2 separate regions of the Homo sapiens genome follow, and region 1 is linked to region 2. A link is an interaction called in ENCODE POLR2A ChIA-PET data of the cell type or tissue named here. Cell type or tissue: CD4-positive, alpha-beta T cell. All regions are shown on one strand. Each heading gives the region's core, and the rest is flanking DNA. Links, peaks and the distances in the headings are about the cores only. Region 1 has its middle 8.2 kb from the start of SPATA31G1. Region 2 has its middle 8.6 kb from the start of RECK.

Region 1 (12,392 bases), core at 4,030-12,029, 990 kb before region 2:
AAGATGTACATTGGTTCAGTCTGGAAAGCCAGGACAACTTGAAGTTGGGGGAGCAGGGGCTTCCAGGTCATAGGTAGATAAGAAACAAAAGATTTCATTATTTTGAATCCTTGATCAGCCTTTCACTGAATACACAATTTAGTCTGGCTCAGTGAATCTGCATTTTTACATAAACAATAGGGCTGAGGAAGCAATCAGATATGCATTTGTCTCAGAGGGATGACTTCCTGTCCCACACCTGTGAAAAGAAGCTATCAGTTTACATTGCCCGGGTGAAATTCAACAGAACTGTTTTAGAGTAAAGATCTTGAGGCCCACAAAAAATTGCTGTGGGAAAATTGTGAGGGAGGTATGTAGCTTTTTTTTTTTTTTTTAATCTTTGTAGCTATCTTCTTTACAAACAAAATGAGAGGCAGGTTTTCCTGACACAGTTCCTAGCTTGACTTTCCCCTTGGATTAGTGATTTTGAGGTCTGACATTTATTTACCTTTCACAGATCTAAAGGTGGAATTTATAATTTAAAGGGATGCAGATATAAAAATTTGAAAAATTTGTAGTCTGGCCATGTAATAGAAAAGGAAAAAGCATTTTCAGGAGAGGAATCCAAGGGTGCTGTGGAGCAACCATTTGCAAGAGAGATGACTTGCAAGAGAGCATGACTAAAAGTTAATCATGCTGATAGTTAAGGCAATGGGGAAAAGTCCCCAAAGGCACTTCAGAAGATAGGTAGTCTCTCCCATCACAAGCTAAGAGGTCCAGGAGGACAGAATGGTTTTTGGAGGACAGGCTCAGGGCTCTGTGCCCTGTGCTGCCTAGAGATGCTGCTCCCACATCCCAGCCACTCTGGCTCCAGCCACAGCTCAAAGAACCTCAGGTGCCACTCAGGATGCTGCTCTGGAGTGCACAAGCCATAAGTCTTATCAGCTATCACATGTTGTTAAGTCTGCAGGCACCCAGAATGCAAGAGTGGTGGAGAACTCTTGGTGGCTTCCACCTAGATTTCAGAGGATGCATCAGAAAGCCTAGGTGTCCAGGCAGAAGCCTGCTGAAGGGGCAGAGCTACCACAGAGAGCCTCTGCTAAGGTAATGACAATCAGGAATGTGAGATTGCAGCCCCCATAGAGACCTGTATTAGAGCAATGCCCAGTGGAGCTGTGGAAGCAGGGCCATTGTCCTCCAGACCCCAGAATTATAGAGCCACTGGCAGTGTGCAACCTCAGCCTGGAAAAGCTGTAGGCATTCAACCTAACCCATGAGAACAGCCACATGGACTGAGCAAAGCCATGGGAGTGAGGCTGCCTGAGGCCTTTGAGGTCCATCCCTCACACCAGTGTGCCTAGGATGCAGATCATGAAGTCAAAGGAGATTGTTTTGGAACTTTAAGATTTAATGTCTGCTCTGCTGGGTTCTGGATTTGCATAAGGTCCATTACACACACACACCTATATATATAGGTGCAGTAGCACGATCATAGTTCATTCTGTCTCCCAGGCTGGAGTCCAGTGGCACCATTATAGCTTACTACATCATCAAATTCCTGAGCTCAAGCAATCCTCCCACCTCATTCTCCTAAGTAGCTGAGACTACAGGCGCACACCACCACACCCAGCTAATTTTTAAAATGTTTGTAGAGACCTGTCTCATTATGTTGCCCAGGCATGTCTCCAACTCCTTGCCTCAAGCGATCCTCCCACCTCAGCCTCCCAAAGTGTTGTGATTACAGTTGTTCAGCCACTATGCCTGGGCCTGTTACGCCTTTCTTGGGCCAATTTCTCCCTTTTGGAATGGGAACATGTTTACCCAGTGCCTGTACAACCATTATATCTTGTATGTAAATAACTTGATTTTTATTTTAAAGGCTCATAGCTTTAAGGAACTTGACTTAAGTCTCAGGTGAGACTTTGGACTTATAAGTTGATGCTAGAACAAGTTAAGACTTTTGGAGACTATTGGGATGGAATGATTATATTTTGTATGGAAGGACATGAGATTTGGAAGGCCAGGGGCAGCATGCTTCTTTGTCCCAAACATCCAAATCTGTCGCTGTTTGTGATCCTCAATTGATTTTTAGTCAGCAGTCCTTTACTGGAACATCCTTTACCCAAACCTCATGTTGAAATTTGATCCCCAGTGTTGGAGGTGGGGCTTAATGGTAACTGTTTGGATCCTGGAGGCAGATCCTTCACCAATGGCTTGGTGCCATCCTTGAAGTAACACAACTTACTCTATTAGTTCAGTGAGAGCTGGTTATTAAAAAGAGCTTGGCACCTCACTTCCCCCGTTGCTTCCTCTCTCACCATGTGATCTCTGCACATGCCAGCTCCACTTCATCTTCCACCACAGTGGAAGCAGCCTGAAGCTTTCACCAGAAGCAGATGCTGCAGAACCATGAGCCAAATAAACCTCTTTTCCTTATAAATACCCAGCCTCAGGTATTCCTTATAGCAACACTAAATAAACTAAGGCAGACATTCATTATAAATAAATTAATATGATCCTTCCTTCCTTCCTCTCTCTTTTTTTCTTTGACAGGGTCTTGCTATGTCACCTCCCACCTCAGCCCCCTGAGTAGCTGAACTACAGGCACACACTACCACACCTGGATAATCTTTTAATTTTTTTTGTAGATACAGGGTCTCACTATGTTGCCCAGGCTGGTAACAAACTCCTGGCCTCAAGCAATCCTCTGCCTGAGCCTCTCAGAGTGCTGGGACTATAGGTGTGAGCCACTGCTCCCAGCCAATAATATAATTTTTTTTTTTTTTTTTTGAGACGGAGTCTTGCTCTGTCGCTCAGGCTGGAGTGTAATGGCACAGTCTTGGCTCACTGCAACTTCCACTTCCCAGGTTCAAGCAATTCTCCTGACTCAGCCTCCCGAGTAGCTGGGATTACAGGCACCCACAACCGCACCCAGCTAATTTTTGTATTTTTAGTAGAGATGGGATTTCACCATCCTGGCCAGACTGGTCTTGAACTCATGACCTCATGATCCATCCACCTTGGCCTCCCAAAATGCTGGGATTACAGGTGTGAGCCACCACACCTGGCCCAGCCAGTAATATACTTTCTACATTGAATTAATAAACATCTGTGCTCTTTCCCTAAAATTCATTTTTTTTTACCTGACAGATGGTGCAGACAAACCTGTATTTTTAAAGTGCATTAAAATATTTTCTATTTTTTCTTCTTTGAAAATCTCTCCCATGATTTGAGGAAGAAAAAAAAAAAAACCTCAAAGTTTTCCTGTATGTGATCTTCAATTGATTTTGAGTCAGTAGTCCTTTACTGAAAAGAGCAAAGAATCTCACTCTAACAGATACATGTATGCTCTGTCCAGTAACATTTTATCCCCTGGGTACAGAGCTTACTTAGACTCTAACATTTTAGCAGTGCTCTCCAGATTAGCTCAACTACAAAGGAAACATTTGACCCACAGACACCTGAGAAGGGAAGGTGACTGAGGAATGGGTGTTGAGGGACTCTGCTCTCCTGCAAATATTCTGAACTATCTTCAGGATCCAAGATCCTATCTTAGGATCCACTTAAGACCTGCACGCATGAAGTCATTGTACCATGGAGCACATCCTTACAGGGCTGCCCCAAAAATATGCCCAACATAGAAACTAAAACTTTGCTGGTTATCAGCATCACTGAGGAATAGTATTTAGACTTGACAAAGTAGAGGAGCTGAATCTAAGAACTGTACTTAAAGCCAAGCACCCAAAAGGGCTATATCACCTGTTGATGAGGTGAAGAGAAAAATCTGCATACTGGTAACGTGAACCAACAAGAAAACCAGTCTGTCCCTGGTAATAGTAAGAATAGGGAGGAGAGAAACATTTGAGAAATAGACAAAAATGGCAAAATGGGGTGGAAAGGACTAATAACATTAATCATTTTCCCTAATCATTTATAATCATAGCCCTAGTCTCATGCAGTTCCAGCATTTGAATGTACACCATACTCAGAGTCTGATAAACCCCAATTCAAGAAATAAGTAGAAATACAGTCCTAGGTTGATAGTGTTCCCAGCTGGGCACAGTGGCCCACGCCTGTAATCCCTATACTTCGGGAGGCCGAGGTGGGCAGATCACTTGAGGTCAGGAATTCGAGACCAGCTTGGGCAACAGAGTGAAACGCTGTCTCTACTAAAAATACAAAAATTAGCTGGATGTGGTGGCAGGCACCTGTAATCCCAGCAACTCAGGAGGCTGAGGCAGGAGAATTGCTTGAACTCAGGAGGCAGAGGCTGCAGTGAGCCGAGATAGCACCACCGCACTCTAGCCTGGGAGACAGAGGGAGACTCTGTCTCAAAAAATAAAAATTAAAAATAAATAAATAAATAAATAAATAAAAGATAGTGTTCCCTAGCACGCAGAAGAAACCAAGACAAATCATCTCAACCCAGACCTCTCAGGATTCCCAAAGTTGAAGTTTAACCAAATATGAATTCCTAATAAAATATCAAACATACAAGGAAACAGACAACCATGAGCAGAGTCAAGAGAGACTACAAACTGAAATGTAAGACATACACAGACTGCAGATATTAAAATTAAAAAAATAGTATATGAAGTAAATACGTTTAAAGTGTTTTAACTGAAAGGCAGAGATAAGCAGTATGTAAAGCAGAAAGAAGGGACATTTAGGTCAACCTGGACCTTCAGGGTAAGTTCCCTGAGGATATGATGCTTGAGTTGGGCTAGAAGGACAATTAAGAATTAGTCAAGATAGGCCGGGTGCGGTGACTCACACCTGTAATCCCAGCACTTTGGGAGGCTGAGGTGGGCGGATCACAAAGTCAGGAGATCGAGACCAGCCTGGCTAACATGGTGAAACCCCGTCTCTATTAAAAATACAAAAAAAAATTAGCCGGGCGTGGTGATGGGCGCCTGTCGTCCCAGCTACTTGGGAGACTGAGTCAGGAGAATGGCGTGAACCCGGGAGGCGGAGCTTGCAGTGATCGCACCACTGCATTCCAGGTCAGGCAACAGAGTGAGACTCCATCTCAAAAAAAATAAAAATAAAAATAATTAGTCAAGATATAATGCCATCAGGATATGAAGGAAAAAAAAGAATTAGGTGGAAAAAAGTGGTAGGGCATTCCATACCAAGAAATCAAAATCATAAGCAAAGACATGGACACACTGAACAGCATGGGGGACTCAGGGAAAACTTCAAGTGTCCTCTGTTACTAGAGTAATAAATGCAGAGCAGGAAAGAGCAAGAGAAGCTGAAGAAGTAGCATATCAGGAGATAGAGGGCTTTGTATACCATACGTAGGAAGTATGGCCTCACTGAAGGACTTTAAGGAGGGGAATAACATGATCAGTTTTGTTTTATGTAGACTGCTTTGTTAGTAGTGAGGGAAAAGGATTTAAGATGGGCAAAGCTGGAGGAACAGAGATCAGCTAGGATCAGCTACAGATCAACTGCTGCACAGGTTACAGGAGAAATGATGAGCGTCTGAACTACCAGGGTGTCTGTAAGGGTGGGAGGAGAGGCAGATTTGAGAAACTGCAGCTAAAATTAGCAAAAGCTGGTGATTACTTTTGGGAAGGATGAAGGGGAAGCAGCATAGAATGGCTCCTGTGTTTCTTGCTTGGGTGACTAGGTGATATTAATTGATTTGGGGAATACAACAGGAAGACCACATTGGGACAGATGATAATGCCCTAAATAATGAAGATGTTAGGTCTGAGTACTTATGGCGAATCAAGCTTGGAGATGCTTATCAAGCAACTGGATTTATGAGATTGAAGCTCATATGAGAAGTCAATGCTGAAATAATTAACTACAAAAGTGGCTAATTCACCTAAGGAGAGACAGAAGCACAATGATCCAAGTGTGGAATTCAGGGTTAGGAAATAATCTGAAATTCATGACAAGTTTTATAGGTTTTTAAAAAATGCTCATAAGCAAAATATAATTATGTATAGATATTAAGCAAGTCTTACAGTATCAAAAATTGGAAACCATCTAAAAGTAAAAAAAAATAGAATGGTTAATTATTACAGTATATCCACTTTGGAAAAATATCATAGTCATTAAAAATGATGTTTAGGCCAGGCGCCAGTGGCTCACACCTGTAATCCCAGCACTTAGGGAGGCCGAGGTGTGCTGATTGCTTGAGCCCAGGAGTTTGAGACCAGCCTGGCTAACATGGAAAACCCCGTCTCTACTAAAAATATAAAAATTAGGCTGGGTGCGGTGACTCAAGCCTGTAATCCCAGCACTTTGGGAGGCCAAAGCAGTTGGATCACCTGAGGTCAGGAGTTCGAGACCAGCCTGCACAATATGGCAAAACCCCGTCTCTACTAAAAATACAAAAATTAGCCGGGCATTGTGGCGGACACCTGTAATCCCAGCTACTTGGGAGGCAGAGACAGGAAAGTTGTTTGAACCCAGGAGGCAGAGGTTGCAGTGAGCTGAGATCATGCCACTGCACTCCAGCCTGGGTGACAAGAGCAAGACTCCATCTAAAAAACAAACAAAGAAAAAAATTATCCAGGCTTGGTGGTGCATGCCTGTAATACCAGCTACTCAGGAGGCTGAGGCAGGAGAATTGCTTGAACCTGGGAGGCGAAGGTTGCAGTGAGCCAGAATTGAGCCATTGCACTCCGCCCTGGGCAACAGAGCAAGACTCTGCCTCAAAAAAAAAAAAAAAAAAAATGGTTAGGAAGTTTACAGAGTGTAGAAAAGGTTTATAATAAAATGTTAACTGCTTTCCTACCTTTAAAAAACACTACGGGCTGGCCTCCCAACACTTTGGGAGGCTGAGGCAGGTGGATCACGAGGTCAAGAGTTTGAGACCAGCCTGGCCAAGATGGTGAAACCTCATCTCTACTAAAAATACAAAAATTAGCCAGGTGTTGCCAGGCACGGTGGCTCATGCCTGTAATCCCAGCACTTTGGGAGGCCGAGGCGGGCAGATCATGAGGTCGGGAGTTCAAGACCAGCCTGACCAACATGATGAAACCCCGTCTCTACTAAAAATACAAAAATTAGCCGGGTGTGGTGATGCACGCCTGTAATCCCAGCTACTCAGGAGGCTGAGGCAGGAGAATCGCTTGAACCAGGGAGGCGGAGGTTGCAGTAAGCTGAGATCGTGCTACTGCACAGCAGCAAAAAAAAAAAAAAAAAAAAAATTAGCCATGCAAGGTGGTGGGCGCCTGTAATCCCAGCTACTTGGGAGGCTGAAGCAGGAGAATCGCTTGAACCCTGGCGACGGAGGTTGCAGTGAGCCAAGATCGCGCCACTGCACTCCAGCCTTGGCGACAGAGCAAGACTCTGTCCCAAAAATAAAATAAAATAAAATAAAATAAACACTACATATGATTTAAACAATATAAAAATATGAGTAACAAAGTCCGAGCACAGTGGCTCACGTCTGTAATCCCAACACTGTGGGAGGCTGAGGCGGGCAGATCATAAGGTCAGGAGTTCGAGACCAGCCTGGCCAATATGGTGAAACCCCATCTCTACTAAAAATACAAAAAAACTAGCCAGGCGTGATGGCGCGCCCAGCTATTAGGGAGGCCGCAGCAGGAGAATCACTTGAACGCGGGAGGCAGAGGTTGCAGTGAGCCGAGATTGCACCATTGCACTCCATCCTGGGCAATAGAGAGACTCCGTCTTTAAAAAAAAAAAAAAAAAAAAAAAAAAGAGTAACAAGGTCTGGAAATAAATACATCAAATTGCTATAGAAACAGCAAATATAGAAACTTGAGGTTGATGAAATTCTTCCTTCTACCTTTCCACATTTTCCAAATTCACTATATAATATTATAATAACGGAGAAAACTTTAAAACAAACAACATTTCCTATCACCTCTATCAGGACATAGCTAGAGTTCCTATCAAACACAGGACCTGACATACAGGAGCCCCTCACAAAACGCAGTCATGTGCCAATACCTAGATGTGAAGGCAGCTGCTGTAGAGGCTCCTGCCTTCTAGAAGCCTGCAGTCTCTCCTGTCTGCCAGAAGCCTCACCATGGCTCGGCCTCCGAGATGCCATCCTGGGCCGGCAGGGCAGGTTCAGCTTCTGCCCCTCGGGACTCGATCTCACCTCTGGCCGCTGACACTCTGACCCATGCGACTTTTCGGGGCTCCTACTTCCCATTCCCACCAGCCCACCAGGGGCACTGCGGCCTCACAACTCCCTCATCCCCTGGGAAACAATTCCCCCAGGACCGTGGGCATTATCCCTCCAGCGGACGTCGGCCCCACAAGCCCCTCACGGAAGGGCGGCTCCGTGAGATCTCACTGTACTGACCAGTCCTGCCACTGCCAGGACGCTGGGCCTCTCAGACACTCGATGAGACCGGTCCAACTCCAGGTGGCAACTGGAGCTGGGTTGCTGCCGGGCCCTTAACACTACATCCCTACGGAGAGGGCGGAACAGGAGAGAGGAATAGCAGAAGGGAAAGGCAGAGGGGAGGGTGGCGAGGAAGAACCCGCGAGTTCCGATGGAGGCTGTGGCTGCGCGTCGATGCTCCACCAGGACGCTGGAGAGGCGGCGCGGGTCCCACAAGCCCGAAAGCCCGGGAGGTGGGGCGGGTCCTGCAGCGGAAATGCCTCTTGGGCGCTCCGCCCGAATCTCGGTTGTGAGCTTAAATGCTCAGCTCTCATATCAAGGAAGCTAAGGCGCCTTCAGCCTCCTGAGGAGATACCCGGGGAGGCCGCTGCTAGGAAGCCTGAGAGCGCCCACTGACGGCCCTGCCCCAAGATAGGCTCCGTCCCTGAGCAGACTGGGCTGGGCCTCTCCAAAACCACGCTCACAGTTTGTTCATTCACTGCTGAGTCCTAACCAGATACTAAGCGCCAGTTGCTGACGTTAGAGCAGTAAACTGGGTACCAGGTTCCTGCCGTCTGAAAGGACATATTTAAGCCACAAGTTACAACGTAGTGTGGAAAGCGCTGTGTGGGGGTTGGGGAAGCAGTGATAAGGGCACTCATCCCGGCTTGGGAGTCAAGGGAGGTCTCCAGTGGGGCACCAGCCACAGTAGCAGGACAGAAGCAGATCGGATGTAATGGTTTTTAATGATAAAAAGTTACCATCTGATGTCTTCTGGTTCCTCTGAGACCTGCTGGCTGCTGGGGGTGGAGGGGAAAAGAAGTTGAGGAGGCCGTGATCTTGGACTTCCCAGCCTCCAGAATTATGAGAAATAAATGCTTGTTGTTTAAGCCAGAAAAAAAAAAAAAAGAAAGAAGAAAAAAGATTAAATGAGATAATAAATGTTAGAGTATAAATGTGTTCCACATCACTGAGGAGCAAAAAAAAAAACAACACATTATTTAATTTTTCTAAATTAAATTAACTCGGGCTCAAAACCCCATTTACTAGGGTGGAAAGACAACCAACATCAACCATTTATTGGGGCCCATTTCCCTCTTTAGCATGTTGTACATTGACAAAAAAAAAAAAAACTTAGAAAAGAGCCTCTGGGCCAGGTGTAGTGGCTCAGGCCTGTAATCCCTGAACTTTGGGAGGCTGAGGCGGGAGGATCACTTGAGCCCAGGAGTTGGAGACCAGCCTGGGCAACATAGAAAGACCCCATTTCTAAAAAATACAAAAATAAAATAAAGAAAGAGAGAAAAAAAAAAAGAGACTCTGGTCTTCAGTCTGTCATGGTTGCTCCTGGGATGACCATTGTCTAAATCCATATGGTCCATTCAAAGGCAGGCAGATTCATAGCATCTCTGCCAAGTATGCACACCAGATCTCTGCAGCTCCCAAGACAGAGTGCTAGATGCTTAGTTCCAAAGCCATTAAATCAGCACTCCCTATCAGAAGTCATGGCCAGGCATGGTGTCCTCACGCCTATAATCCCAGCACTCTGGGAGGCTGAGGTGGGCGGATCACCTGAGGTCAGAAGTTCGAGACCAGCCTGGACAACATGGTGAAATGCCATCTCTAATAAAAATACAAAAATTAGCCAGGCATGTTGGCAGGCACCTGTAATCCCAGATACTTGGGAGGCTGAAGCAGGAGAATCGCTTGAACCTGGTGGGTGAAGTTTGCAATGAGCTGAGATTGCCCCACTGTTCTACAACTTTATCCAGGTTCTGTGTGGAGGGGAATTTAATTTAGCTGGGTGGTTTTTTTTTTTTGGTTTGGAAACACAAAGCCACTAACAATCCCATGAGACAGGACAGGTGTGGTGGCTCATGCTTGTAATCTCAACACTGGGAGGCCAAGGCAGGTGGATCGATTAAGCCCAGGAGTTCGAGACCAGCCTGGGCAACATTGCAAAACACTGTCTCTACAAAAAAATACAAAAATTAGCCAGGTGTGGTGTGTGTGTGCCTGCAGTCCCAGCTACTTGGGAGGCTGAGATGGGAGAATCACTTGAGCCTGGGGGGTCAAGCATGCAGTGGGCTGAGATCATGCCACTGCATTCCACCCTGGGTGACAAAGTGAGACCCTGTCCCAAAAAAACAAACAAGCAATCACATGAGACAAGAAATCCAGTATTCCTGGAAGAAAATTAAGCCAAGTTATCTTTTTATCCTACTAGTCATCCCATCTGGCAAGGAGTAGGAGACAGAAACTGGTAAATTATCTTGCCATAATGTAAATAAACAAGCACAGAATAAGTGTTGAGTATTACCTTCTCTGTCTTCCATCAGGACTCAATTTACCTTCTTCAACTAGTGGTTGCAAATTCAAATACCACGCAGATAATATAAATTAGTAAAAATAAACAAGTGGAAGAAAACAAAATCATAGGCACAATGATCAACAGCAACGAGCCCTTAGTCTTGGCAATAAACTTTTTTTTTTTTTTTCTTTAAGAGACATGATTTCACTCTGTTGCCCTGACTGGAGTGCAGTGGCATGATCATAGCTCACTGCAGCCTTGAACTCCTGGTCTCAAGCAATCCTCTTGCCTTGGCCTTCCAAAGTGCTGGGATTACAGGTGTGAGTAGTCACCATACCCAGTCTTGGCATTTACTCTAAGAACAGGGTGAGAACTGCAGTGAACTGGAGAGCACAAGTTCATTCCAAAGGGAGCAATTGCTACTTAGCTCCAAATAGCCTTTACTTTGTGGGAATATAAGTCCAGTGTTGCCAGATTTTAAGTTGGAAATATTATGTACGATCTACTGATTTACAATATTGGCTACTCATTAAAGTTTTTTTTTAAAAAAAAACACCGTTGGCTGCCGGGCGCGGTGGCTCACACCTGTAATCACAGCACTTTGGGAGGCTGAGGCAGGCAGATCACGAGGTCAGGAGATTGAGACCATCCTGGCTAACACAGTGAAACCCCGTCTCTACTAAAAATACAAAAAATCAGCCAGGTGCGGTGGCAGGCACCTGTAGTCCCAGCTACTCAGGAGGCTGAGGCAGGAAAATGGCATGAACCCAGGAGGCGGAGCTTGCAGTGAGCCAAGATCGCGCCACTGCACTCCAGCCTGGGCAATAGAGCGAGACTCCATCTCAAAAAAAACAAAACAAAACAAAAAAAACCACCGTTGGTCACAGTTAAAAAGCACTGTCTGGGCCAAATGTTACACATAAGTAGGTCATCTTTATGCCCTTCAATGGTTTCAGCTGCTACATATATGCTGCTAGAGGTCAAATCTACATCCCCCCCATAGACTGCTCTCCCAAGCTTCAGATCCATGTATCTGTCCCTTGCCTAGCTTTACCTTGAGGTGACACCAGAACCTCAAATTCAAATATCTAAAATGGAACCCATCACCGCCCCCCAACCACCATAACTTGGTTCCCAGGTCTTTGTTTCTTATCTCAGTGAAATTGCACCAACAAACATCCAGTTTCCCAAGTCAGAAATCTTGGAGTCACCCTCAATTTCCTCTCTCCCCCAACCTATCCTATTGGTAAACAAGTCTAATCAATTTTATCTCTGGAGTTCTACTTGAATCCATATTTCCCATGCCCACCATCACTGACATGGTTCAGGCCTCACTTTAGTTTTTATTTAACTAAAGCAAGACTCACCTAACCTCTTGCCTTTTGTGTCTTTACCCTCACTAGAATGTTATTTCCGAGACACAAACTTCATCTTGTCACTTCCCTGTTTAAAACTTTTCAATGGTTTCACATTGAAAAGTGACAGAGTTCCAACTTCTTAGCCTGGTGTTCAGGGACTTTGTGATCTTGTCTTTCTAGGTTCATCTCCTACCACTTCCCCAACCTCCATCCAAAACTACAGCCACACTGAAATACCTTCAATTTCCATAATGGGGCATAGTTTCTCTGCCCTAGCACATTTACACAGGCTGTTCCTACTGCCTGGATTGTCCTTCTCTCACTCCCTACACTACATCCTCACTTTCTTGGTTCCTCAAATAAAGCATTAATCATCTCCTCTGGGAAGCACCCCTCACCATCAACCTCCTTCTTCAGACTGGTGGGA
Region 2 (12,392 bases), core at 2,969-10,968:
GAACATATGATCTCTAAGCACCTCACTGTGCTCATGGGGAAATGATAACTCAGAGGAAAGAAGGGACTTTCCCAAGGTCCAGGCCATGAACCATGGGACTAGGACGAACAAGTAAACTGAGTGTCCCCTGTTGTGTCACAAGTAATGGAAGCTTCTATCAAAGGACCTAGAGGGAAAGTGCCCCCACATTTCTACTTTTAATTTCCCATTGCCCCATTTCCTTACCTATCTATTTTTAATTTTTTGGCCTTGAATACATTTTTGGGTTACCACAAATCCTTTCTGACATGAGAGTAGGCATAATTGCAACCAAAGAAACAAAGCAACAAAAAAGCAAACAAAAAACCCAAATGAACTAATGACAAGACATGGCAGTGGGGGTTGGGGTGGGGGCTGGCCGTCGGAGCCCCTCCGTGGACCTTAGCTGTTTCTCTCCCCTGCTAGAAGCTAGTTTTAGACTGCATGGCTTTGAGGTCCTTTCAAAGTTGACCTTCCAAGGCAGTGATTCTAGCCACAGGACCTTGAGTATTGTGGTGTATTAGGCCATTCTTGTACTGCTATAAAGAAATACCTGAGACTGGGTAATTTATAAAGAAAAGAAGTTTAACTGGCTCATGGTTCTGCAGACTATACAAACATGGCTCCAGCATCTGCTTAACTTCTGGGGAGGCCTCAGGGATCTTTTACTCATGGCAGAAGGTGAAGTGGGAGCAGGCACTTCACATGGCCAAAGCAGGAGTGAGTGAAAGAGAGAGAAAGATAAAGAGAGAGAAAGAGAGAGAGAGCAGGCAGGAGGTGCCACACTTTACAACAACTGAATCTTGGGAGAACTCACTATCACAAAGACAGCACCAAGCCATGAGGAATCTGCCCGTGATCCAAACACCTCCCACCAGGCCCCAGCTCCAGCACTGGGGATTACAATTCAATATGAGTTTTGGGTGAGGAAAGTATCCAAACTATATCATGTGGAAATACCACTGGCCATCCGAATTGAATTATTATAACAGCAGCTTCTAGCACTTCCAGAGAAAACAAGATAGCTGTTCAAAGAGCATCTGAGGGGAGGGAGTGGAGAGGCAGCCGCTCAGGTCAGCATAGACCACAGAGTGCTTTCAGCCCAGGCCAGGCAGCCTGACACCTGCCTTCCAAGTCCAGCCCTAACACTATTTCCCGCTGCTGAGCACTTGGCTAAGTCTCCTTCCTTCTCTGGGCCTTGATTTCTTTGTCTGTAAAATGAGAGCGTATAGCCCGTCCCTGTCACTAGCCAATACAACTGGGGACTGCCAGAGAGGGGGAACTCATGGCTCGCACCCCACCACCCGCCACTCTTTGATTAGGGGTCTCCTCTGGGGTCGCCCCTCCATTCATTCCCTCCACAGTTCGTGAGCAATTGTTCCTAACTTCCAGTGCCACTTACAGAATTGGGTGGCTGGTTGCAGCTCTAGCTACCTGTGCCTGCTGCAAACCTGCCACCTGGTGGACATTGCTGAAGCTGACAATTGAAATTTCTGCAAGCTCCTGAGATAGGTGCTTCTCAAACTTGAATGTTTTCATGAGTTATCTGAGAATGTGGATAAGGATTCGGTGAGTCTGAGGTAGGGTCTGACATTCTACATCTCTAACAGATTTCCAGGTAATGTCTATGCTGCTGAACTCTGCAGGCCACGCTTTGAGGAGCAAAGCCCTAGAAGATGTGGGACCAGGGCAGGAGGGCTGAAGGAAGAGGCAGGGTAGGAAGACGTCCTCGCGCAAGTCTCCTACTGTGAGCCAAGCCCTTGGGCATCAGCAAGCCTGTGAGGTGTTCATCAGCCCGGCAAATTCCCTCATAGCAAAAGCCTAAAATGTCAATGCTTTTAAGTCTCTGGGTTGCAGATTTCACTTAATTTTTGGCCTTTGAGTATCCCTTAGTTTCTGGAAAGCTCATCAGTACCTTTTAAAAAAATGTTTTTACATTTTATTCAGCATGCTCAGTTGTGTTTCACACTCAGCAAGACGAGAATACTCAGAGAATCTAATTGTTCATGCTGCCAGAAGAGATACCCTTGACCAGTGTGGTTTTATATTCCCAAAATCAAGTTGCCCATTTGCTCCCCCTATTCAATCAATAGTTTCATTAATTCATGGAGATGAACAAAGACTCCCTAGAATGAAACGTTTGTTTTTCTCTTAGAGTGTCAAATTAGACAATAATCTTAAAAATTAGGCTTTCTGGCCAGGCATGGTGGCTCACACCTGTAATCCCAGCATTTTGGGAGGCCAAGGCAGGAGGATCACCTGAGGCCAAGAGTTTCAGACCAGCCTGGGAAACATGGTGAGACCCCATCTCTACAAAAAAATTTAAAACTAGCTGGGTGTGACAGCACACACCTGTGGTCCCAGCTACTTGGAAGGCTGGGGCAGGACCACTTGAGCCCAGGAGTTCAAAGCTGCACAGAGTGAGCCTTGATTGCACCACTGCACTCCAGCCTGGGCAACAGAGTGAGACCTCATCTCAAAAAAATTAGGCTTTCTGAGAGAAAAGAGAGTTTTTAAAAATCCAGAATTTCTCTTTTATAGATTAAGAGCAAAATTGGGGGTTATCAGCAGTTTGGGTTTACCTTTATCTTTACTAAAAGGTATAGGCAAGAGAATTCACGATATAATAATTAAGGTTTCCAATGTCCTTAGGGAGAAATGGAGTGCTTTCTTAGCTAGAAGCTTGGTCAGATTGAAGAGGATAATCAGAAAAGATAGAACTAGTGTAAGATTCTATTGATTGGATAGGGAGGAATTTAACACCTTCTCCATCCTGGGCTGGTGCCCAAGCTAGAGGTTGTGGGTGATGTTGAGAAAATAAAACCTCTGATAGAAAGTCCATATTTGTTAAGGGCGAATCCATGAATATTTATGGTTCTTTACTTCTCCAGAATGACCAACATCTTATGGATGCTACAAGCCCAGAAGGACTGGGCCTGCAACAGACCACCAATTCCAAGACACTCTCAGCCCCGATGGCACATGAAAGGGGTCCAGAATTCCTGTCCCCATTAGAAGGATACAGGGGTGGTTGGACATATTATCTGATCATGTTGTCAGCAGGATCACCATGGTGAGTGATGAAGTGACCCCATTACTAAATCTTTCCATTTAATGGGTCAAGGCCATTGAATGGAAAGATTTAGAACAAATGGGAATATTAGCCACATCTTCAGGGGTCCATTGTATCAGCAGTGTCAAAGCAGGCCCAAGCCAGTTGGGCGTTGATGTTTCTGGAGCAACTGGATAGTCATACGGGGGAAGAAATGAACCTTGACCTTTACTTCACACCATTCACAAAACTTCATTTGAAATCAATCATAGACATAAATGCTTAAGCTAGAACTACGGAAAGTCTAGAAGAAAACACAGGAGAAAATCTTTGTGACCTCAGAATAGGCAAAAGTTTCTTAAGATGCAAAAAAGCATGAACCCTAAAGGAAATAAGTGCCAAATTGGACTTCACCAAAGTTTAAAACTTATGCTCTTCGGACAATACCATTAAGAAAATGAATGGGTAAGCAACAGATTGACAGACAATAGTTGCAATGCATATATCTGATAAAGGACTTGTATCCATAATATGTAAAGAACTCTCACAATGCAATAAGAAGGCAGTCCCCGAAAATGTGGGAAAGATTTGAACAGATGCTTCACAAAGGAGTTTCACAAAAGATTTATAGATGTCCAAGAAGCACATGAAAATTGTTCAACGTCATTAGTCACTATGGAAAATCAAATTAAAACCACAATGAGATTTCACCCTACACTCATTGGAATGTCTAAAATTTTAAAGACTGACAATACCAAGTGTTATGGAAGACATGTAGCAACTAGAACTCACATACATTGCTGATGAGAATGTAATATGGTACAATCCTTTGGAAAACAGCTACTGGTTTCTTATAAAGTTAAACATACACTTCCTTGTGACAATAGTTCAAGTCTTGAGTTTTGTATTTTCTTAGATTCTGCATTTGTCTATTTGACATCCGTTAATTTCAGGGCCAAACTAACAACCAAAGTTGTTTACATCTCCTCTGAGATCCAGAGCCTATACTCTGAACCACCTCCTTATCTAACTCACATACCAACCAATATTTCCCTGCCCTAAACCACCCAGGGCCATGTATCGGACAACCAGAGACCACCCTCATAGCCCAGAGCCCACATATTTTTCAATCCTATGCTGTCTACCCACCCCTGCCCTGCCTTTCCCAAGGAAACTGTAATAGAGTCTCTGGCCTAGGCTCTCCCCTCACTCTTGCTTCTGCCTCCTGAAAAAACCTTGGTGCTTCCCCACATGACCCCAGCATGGAATGGTGTGACCTCTCCTCTTGGGAAATGTAAATAATAAAAATCTTCTTTCAAAGGCATTGGCCTCTATGTATTTTCACTCGGTCATCTACATAAATTAAGATGACTCGAATACATCTTGAGACATGAGTGTTTACATAAAAGAAATAAAAATATACATCCATACAAAGACATGTACACAAATGCTCATAGAATCTTTATTCATAATAGCCCCACATTGAAAATAACCCAAATATTCATCAATAAGTCAAAAGATAAACAAATTGAGGTACATCCATACAATGAAATACTACCCAGCAGTAAAAAGGAACAAAATACCCAAAAAATGCTAAGACATAGGATTATCTCAGAAACATTATACTAAGTGAAAGAGGCCAGACACAAAAGAGTACATGGTGTATGATTGGAATTCTAGAAAAGTCATAGCTAATATATGGTGACAAAAATCATACCAGTTGTTGCCTGGAGCCTGGTGAGGTGCGGGGTTGATTGCAAGGGCATGAAGAAGCTTTGGGGAGTGGTGGGAATATTTTATATCTTGATTTTGTGATGGTAGTTACACAAGAGCATACATTTCTTAAGACTCATGGAACTGAATCTTAGAATGGGTACCTTTTTTTGTTTTTTGAAATGGAGTCTAGCTCTGTCACCCAGGCTGGAGTGCAGTGGCGTGATCTCAGCTCACTGCAAGCTCCGCCTCCTGGTTCCATTTTCCTGCCTCAGCCTCCTGAGTAGCTGGGACTACAGGCGCCCGCCACCACGCCCGGCTAATTTTTTGTATCTTTTAGTAGAGACGGGGTTTTACCGCGTTAGCCAGGATGGTCTCCAACTCCTGACGTCATGATCCTCCCCGCTCGGCCTCCCAAAGTGCGGGATTACAGGCGTGAGCCACCGTGCCCGGCCTAGAATGGGTACATTTTATTGTGTGCAAATTATACCTCAGTAAAGTCAATTTTTTTAAAAAAGAAGCAACTTCTTTCTTCAGTTCTCATTCTTATCTGAATTGTTATGTGTAATTTTTTAGCTGACTGAACTAGTAATTTTCTTTAGTTTATACACTGTCCCCACCCTAATTCTCATTTCAAATAGTTCTAAAATGTAGCCAAGTGCAAATAGATATAAAAATGTGGTCAAGTGCAAAATAAGAGACGTAAATATAGCAGAGAAAGAAATATGGGTCAATTTTTGCAGAAAACCCATTACAGTATTTCTAAAAATTAACCAGAAAACTGTTAGCAGTAATATGAGTTCAGAAAAGTTAGAAAATAGAAATAAGTTCCCCAAAATCGATTGTATTCCCACATACCTACATATACATTCCTGTGTTCAACAAGCAACAACACAAACTAAGAACAAAAAAAAAAACAAGGAATACTATTGTATTCATAATAATTACAAATATCAAATAATTGAGAATAATCATAATTCCAGACATGACAGATCAAGTCAAGAATAAAAGTATAAGACTGTTTTCTTTTTGTTTTCATTTATTTTTTTTTTAGAGACAGAATCTTGTTGCGTTGCCCAGCCTGGATGGAGTACAGTGGTACCATCACAGCTCACTGCAACCTTGAACTCCTGAGGCTCAAGCTATCCTCTGGCCTCAGCCTCCCTCAGCTAAGACCACAGGCACACACACCACCATGCCTGGGATAGATAGATAGATAGATAGATAGATAGATAGATAGATAGATGATAGATAGATAGATAGATAGATAGATAGATAGATAGATAGATAGATTTGGTAGAGTTAGGCATATATATATATATATATATATATATATATTTGGTAGAGTTAGGGGTCTTGCTATATTGCCCAGGCTGGTCTCAAACTCCTGACCTCAAGCAATCCTCCCGCATGGACCTTCCCAAGTATGGATTACAGGTGTGAGCCACTGCATCCAATCAAGACTAGTATAAGAGTATAAAGGAAAGCAGGGGGATTGGCTAGGGATTTGGGGAAAGAAATACAATAAAAGTGACCTTTATTCCTAAAGTAGAAGCTCTCAAATTGTAACAAACAAAAGAACTTCTTTAATATGGCCGGGTGTGGTGACTCACACCTGTAATCCTAGCACTTTGGGAGGCCAAGGTGGGCAGATCACTTAAGGTCAGGAGTTCGAGACCAGCCTGCCCAACATGGTGAAACCTCATTTCTACTAAAAAAAAAAAAAAAAAAAAAAAAAAAAATTAGCCAAATGTGATGGTGTATGCCTGTAATCCCGGCTACTCAGGAGGCTGAAGCAGAAAAATCGCTTGAACCCAAGAGGCAGAGGTTGTAGTGAGCAGAGATCACACCACTGCACTCCAGCCTGGGTGACAGAGCAAGACTCTGTCTCAAAAACAAAAACAAAAACAAAAACAAAAAAAACTTATTTAATATACATATTGCTGGGCTTTGTCCCCAAAGATTCAAATTCCACTATGTTTGAAGTAGGGCTGATAGGAAATCTGGCCTTATAAACACAGTTATTTGGTGTTTTAAATTATCCAAAAGACTCTGCTGAACACTGTAAATTGCTAGTGAAGAATAATGGAACAATACAAGGATCTTTTGAAGATCACAATGTCAGATTCTTCCTACCAGATTTGAACTTATATGCGGGGTAACAATTATTGAACTATACACCATTGGATTTTTGTTTTGCAAATCATTCATATTCATGATACCAGAAAAATGAATCCAAACTGTAAGAATTTAATCCATATACATCAGACCAAAATTAATAGCTTAAAGAAGGAATCATGTTTTAATAAATAGTGGAACAGCAACAACATTCAATTGAATGAAGGTTGCCTTTGATCCATAAATCACACCATATACTTCCATAAACTTCAGCTGGATTAAACAACAAATGCTGTTATGATTACAAAAAGCTAAAAAAGAACACAATGACATATTTATACCAGCTGTAGAAGAGAGTGTGATTCATTATTCTGGGAGAGAAAGAAGGTATCAGAATTAAAATAGATATGTTGAAACATACATTATACAAAACTCTGGAATAATATAACCTGATTAAACAAGAATCTAATTTTTCCCCAGTGGAGGTCCGTCACATCCCACAAGTAGTTAATTTGAGTTTCTTTAAAAATATAGCTATTCTAAATAACTTTTAATATGCAAGACAGTGGACATACACGAATGTGTTCTGTTTTTCAATTTTTGACATGCTAGAAGCTACTACCACATTAACATGTGTCCTGTCGAATTGACTCACTTTTGATTAGAACTTGGAATAATTATTTTCCTGCCATCTCTGTGCAATCTTCTTTAAATGTCCTTGATTCGAAAAAAGTGTGGCTCTGCACTTATCTTTTCTCTTTTCTCTGTTTATTACTAGAATAGATTCAGATGTGGAATGATCTTTCTTTAATCCAAGCCTATGCACATAGCTCATGTAAAATTATACAAAGAAGTACAAATATGTGCTGTTCTCAATTAAGTGTTGGGCAAGGCTATGAATCATCTGCTTGGTGCATGTTCTTTTTATGGCATCATAGCCAATTGCACAATAACAAGAGAACATGTCACACAAAAATAATGTGCATTATAAATAGTATGAGGATTAACCACAAATTTTGGTTGCTACTACCTTATAAATAGCATCGAGATTAAACATAAGTCTTGGTTGCTACATCTTTGGTTCTTTTCAATGTGTGATAAGAAATTTGAGCAGCTGTCATATTAGTGAATCAGTTTTTTCAGATTTTTAACATCTAACATTTTTTAAATTAATAAACTTTTTTAGCACACTCTGGTTCACACTTGAGTGGAAAGTACAGTGGGCTCCCACACATCCTCTGTCCTCACATATGCACAACCTCCCCCACTATCAACCAGAGTAGTACATTTGTCTCAATTGGTTAACCTACATCAACACATCATCACCCAAAATCCGTCATTTGCATTGGGGTTTACTCTTGGTGTATACATTACTCTATGGTGTACCCATAGAATACATTCTATGGGTTTTGACAAGTGTATAATGACATGTATCTACCATTGCAGTATCATGCAGATTAGTTTCACTGCCCTAAAAAATCCTCTGTGCTCTGCCTTTCATCCTTCCCTTCCCCCAACCCCAGGCAAACACTAATCATTTTACCGTCTTTATTGTTTTACCTTTTCCAGAATGTCATATATTTGTAATCATAAAGTATGGAGCCTTTTCAGATTGGCTTCTTTCACATAGTAGTATGCATTTAAAGTTCCTTCATGTCTTTTCATGACTTAATAGCTCATTTCTTTTTAGCACTGAATAATATTCCACAGTCTGGATGCACCAAAGTTGTTGTCTTTTTTTCCTCCATTCACCTACTAAAGGACATCTTGGTTGCTTCCAAGTTTTGGCAATTAGGACTAAAGCTGCTATAAATATCCATGTGCAAGTTTTTATGTGGACATAAGTTTTCATGAACCAATATTTAAACAGAAATTTCTCAGTGCTTCATTTTCAGGATACCATCTTAATTTAAATAAAGAGTTGTGTGGGATTGCAAGTTAAGTTATTTCAAAAACGGTGACCCTTGGCAAGGTACTCATCTCTATGAATCAGGATTTTCTCTATAGCAGGCAACAAAAAGAAAATGCGTTAAATAAATCGGAAGCTGGAACATGTGTGACTGCAACAGTCATCCATAATTCCAGAATTCAAGTTTTTATATTTATCAAAATCTTACTCACTGTCTTTGAATTCTCATTCACTGTCTTTGAACTCTCATTCACTGACTTTGAACTACATAATTGCTATAAATTTGAACTTATAAAATAAGTGTAGCAATACAACACAACTTTTTTCTTGTTTATATAGCAGAACTCTAAGATTTTTTTGGGAAAGGAATGATTCTATAGTTAAAAAATAAAAAATAATAGTTTTAAGTTCAAAAATTACTAAAATAAACTGCCAAAGAGAGTAAAGAATGGGGGGGTGGAAATTTTATATTCACAGGCTTACGTCTTTAGAGGGCTTATTGGAGGCTGGCAGGATATTGTACCAGCATCATAGGCTGAGGTCTCAATGCTGAATTTCATAACGTGGGTGTTGGATGCCTAGGAGTAGGGCTTTTCTTCCTCCTCTTAGATCTTACTGTAGGCATCAGTGTGGATGTTAGATATGCCAATTCTGCTCCGAGGCACAGGGACCCTTCGTTCTCCAAGGCCTTACTCCCAGTTATTAAATTAACAGTGAACATGACACACTAGCAATTGGAAAATGTCTCTGGCTGGTAGTTGCTTTCAAGCAACCACTTCTAGAAGGGGTGATCAAATCTTCAATGGACAGTTAGTTGACTCTGCATATCCCCTTCCTGCCGAATGACTAAAACTAAATCTCAGTAAGTTCAGTGGGATCTCAGTTTAGTCAAGGCCTCTCACAAACCCCTCCCCAGCTTTGAGAGGTCTATATAGAGCCAAAGCCAGCAACTGGGACTGGAGAAGAAGACAGGACATGTGGTCCTCAGTCATCATCATCAATCCCTGTTGACATCTGCATTCTCATCTGGTATCCATTTGTACAGATGATTCAAATAACAGATACAGCCTCCTCATTCCAATCTTGAGGTCGCTTCAGGCTCTCAGCTGTCTCCTACCTTGCATCTCTTGAGGGGCAAAAAAACATTTGGCTGCTCTTCTGTGTGGAGCATGAAACAGGACACATTTGCAGCCATTTCTACTCTATACCTACATCGTGTTAAGTGCAGATGAATTTTATGAGGTCTGTCATTTCCTGAGCTCCACACAGCAAGGAGAATCAGATCCCCTCTTATCTCGTAGTCTCAAGCCTTTCTGGGGATTCTATGTCCCACCCCACTGCATCAGAAGAAGGAGACCAGAGACGCCTTCTTTTCCTCCAGTGGCTCTCCTCCTTCCACATCAGAGTGAATCAAATTGCTGGGGACTGAGGGGGTAGGAGGGACTGTGTCTGACTAATCATAGTATTCTTCCATGTCTGTTCTTCATACAAATATTTTATGCTCTCAGCTATAAAATAGACCACGTTCTGATATTTCAAAGGCTTTTTCTCTTTAAAGCCATTGTCTCTGCCTGAAATTTTAAGTGTATGTTTTTTAAAACCAAAAGCTAGGAGTTGTCCTCTTTGACTATTTTTCTACTCTAATGATCATCTCTGAAGATGTGAATGCCTTGCCCTCATGTTTTAGTTCTAATGAAGGAATTACTGGGAACAGAAAATACATTAATATTTCACAAAATTGTCCTACTGTACACATATGAAATCAGATGCCATAAAGTCTTAGTTAACTAACTCAAAATGGACCTCTTCCTTATTAAGCTAGGTCAATTAATCATGATCAAATATGTTCAGGCTAAACAAAGTCAGAAAAAGTATTTCCATTAAAGATTGGCTTTAGAAATTTACTATGCAAAAGTTCTAAAAAACAATACTCCTATTTAATTAAAACTACTTAAACATCTGCCATATTCTTAATTTTAAAAGTTTCTCTTTCTGAAACAGATTCAGGCTCTGCTGCAGGAAGCAATTAAGAAATGAGGATATTTGGCCAGGAATGGTGGCTCACAGCTACAATCCCAGCACTTTGGAAGGCCGAGACAGAAAGATCACTTGAGCCCAGGAGTTCGAGACCAGCCTGGGCAACATAGTGAGACCTCGTCTCTACAAAAAATCAAAAAAATTAGCTGGGCATGGTGGCACACACCTGTTGTCCCAGCTACTCAAGAGGCTGAGGCGAGAGGATCACTTAAACCTGGGAGGTTGAGGCTTCAGTGAACTGTGATCATGCCACTGCACTCCAGCCTGGGTGACAGAGCAAGACCCTGTCTCATTTAAAAAAAAAAAAAAGTTTGTGTGTGTGTGTGTGTGTGTATGTATAAAAGAAATAAGGATAGTCTGTAGTCTCAGACAAAAATATCTGCCCTCATGAAGTAAGGAAACAAATAATAAACAAGCAACACTTTGGGAAAGTAAGTAGTATATTTTATAATATTATATATTAGAACCTATTAATATGGTAGAAGGTAATCATGGCTTTTGAAAATATAAAGTGTGAAAGGGGAGAAGAAGTTCAGAGGTGGGGTTGAGTTTTAATTTTAAGAAGGGCAATTAAGGAAGGCCGTTTGAGTTAAGACCTAAAAAAGAAAAGGGAGAGTGTACAACTATCTGGGAGAAATTAATTCCAAGCAGAAAGAACTCCAAGCACAGAGGTCCTGAGGCAGGAGTTACATGGAGCAGTTAGGGAAAGGCCCTGAGCAAGATTGGCTGGAGGTGATGGCTGGACACGACAGAAACAGTAGGAACTGAAGTCAGAGATAGAAGAAGAGGAGGAAAGGTGCAAGACCTTGAGAACCATGGTTTTTTGGCTCAAAACAAAATCATTGGTGAGTAACATTCTTTAAAATATCGTACTCATCTCTAAGCATTAACCTTTTTTTAGAATGAAAGATAATTACACTACTCTTACAGTGCTTAAAATTGCATATTGGGGCTGGGCATGGTGGCTCATGCCTGTAGTCTCAACAGCTTGAGAGGCCGAGGCGGGAGCATTGCTTGAGTCCAGGAGTTTGAGAACAGAATGGGAAACATAGCAAGACCACATCTCTACAAAAAATAAAATAAAATAATTAGCTGGGCATGATGGCATGCACCTGTAGTTCCAGCTATTCAGGCAGCTGAGGTGGGAGGATCACTGCAGGCCAGGAGTTCAAGGCTGCAGTGCCCCAGGACTGTGCCACTGCTCTCCATCCTGGGCAACAGAAGGACACCCTGTCTCAGGAAAAACATAATTACATTTGTGGTTCACTTTGGGCTCACACGTGTAATTTTAAGTTTTCTGATAGCTACATCTTAAAAAATAAAAAAAATAAGAGTAGATACATGTTATTACACCTTCGTCTAAACCCACAGAATGTACAACACCAAGAGTGAATCCTAATGTGAACTATGGACTTTGGTTGATGATGTGTCAATGTAGGCTCATCAATTGTAACAAATGTACCATTCTGGTGCAGGATGCTGACAGTGGGGGGAGGTTTACATATGTGGGGGCAGGGACTGTCTACCTTCTGTACTTTCCACTCA

What was found. Peaks named below come from ENCODE experiments on the same cell type or tissue, not always from the same donor. Only the 100,000 strongest peaks of a DNase experiment are listed, where the experiment ranks them.
Region 1: POLR2A ChIA-PET joins it to region 2 with 5 read pairs; 1 of 35 experiments calls an interaction of 5 or more read pairs at or near these places.

Annotation. Positions count from the first base shown.
Region 1 is chr9:35,027,831-35,040,222 of GRCh38, forward strand. No RefSeq gene overlaps it. Among named protein-coding and RNA genes, the nearest start is that of SPATA31G1, 8.2 kb to the right of the region's middle. In CD4-positive, alpha-beta T cell, for the core only: no CTCF peak of the experiment used is centred there; a DNase peak (open chromatin) is centred at 8,631; H3K4me3 peaks cover 953 bases.
Region 2 is chr9:36,022,145-36,034,536 of GRCh38, forward strand. No RefSeq gene overlaps it. Among named protein-coding and RNA genes, the nearest start is that of RECK, 8.6 kb to the right of the region's middle. In CD4-positive, alpha-beta T cell, for the core only: no CTCF peak of the experiment used is centred there; a DNase peak (open chromatin) is centred at 7,817.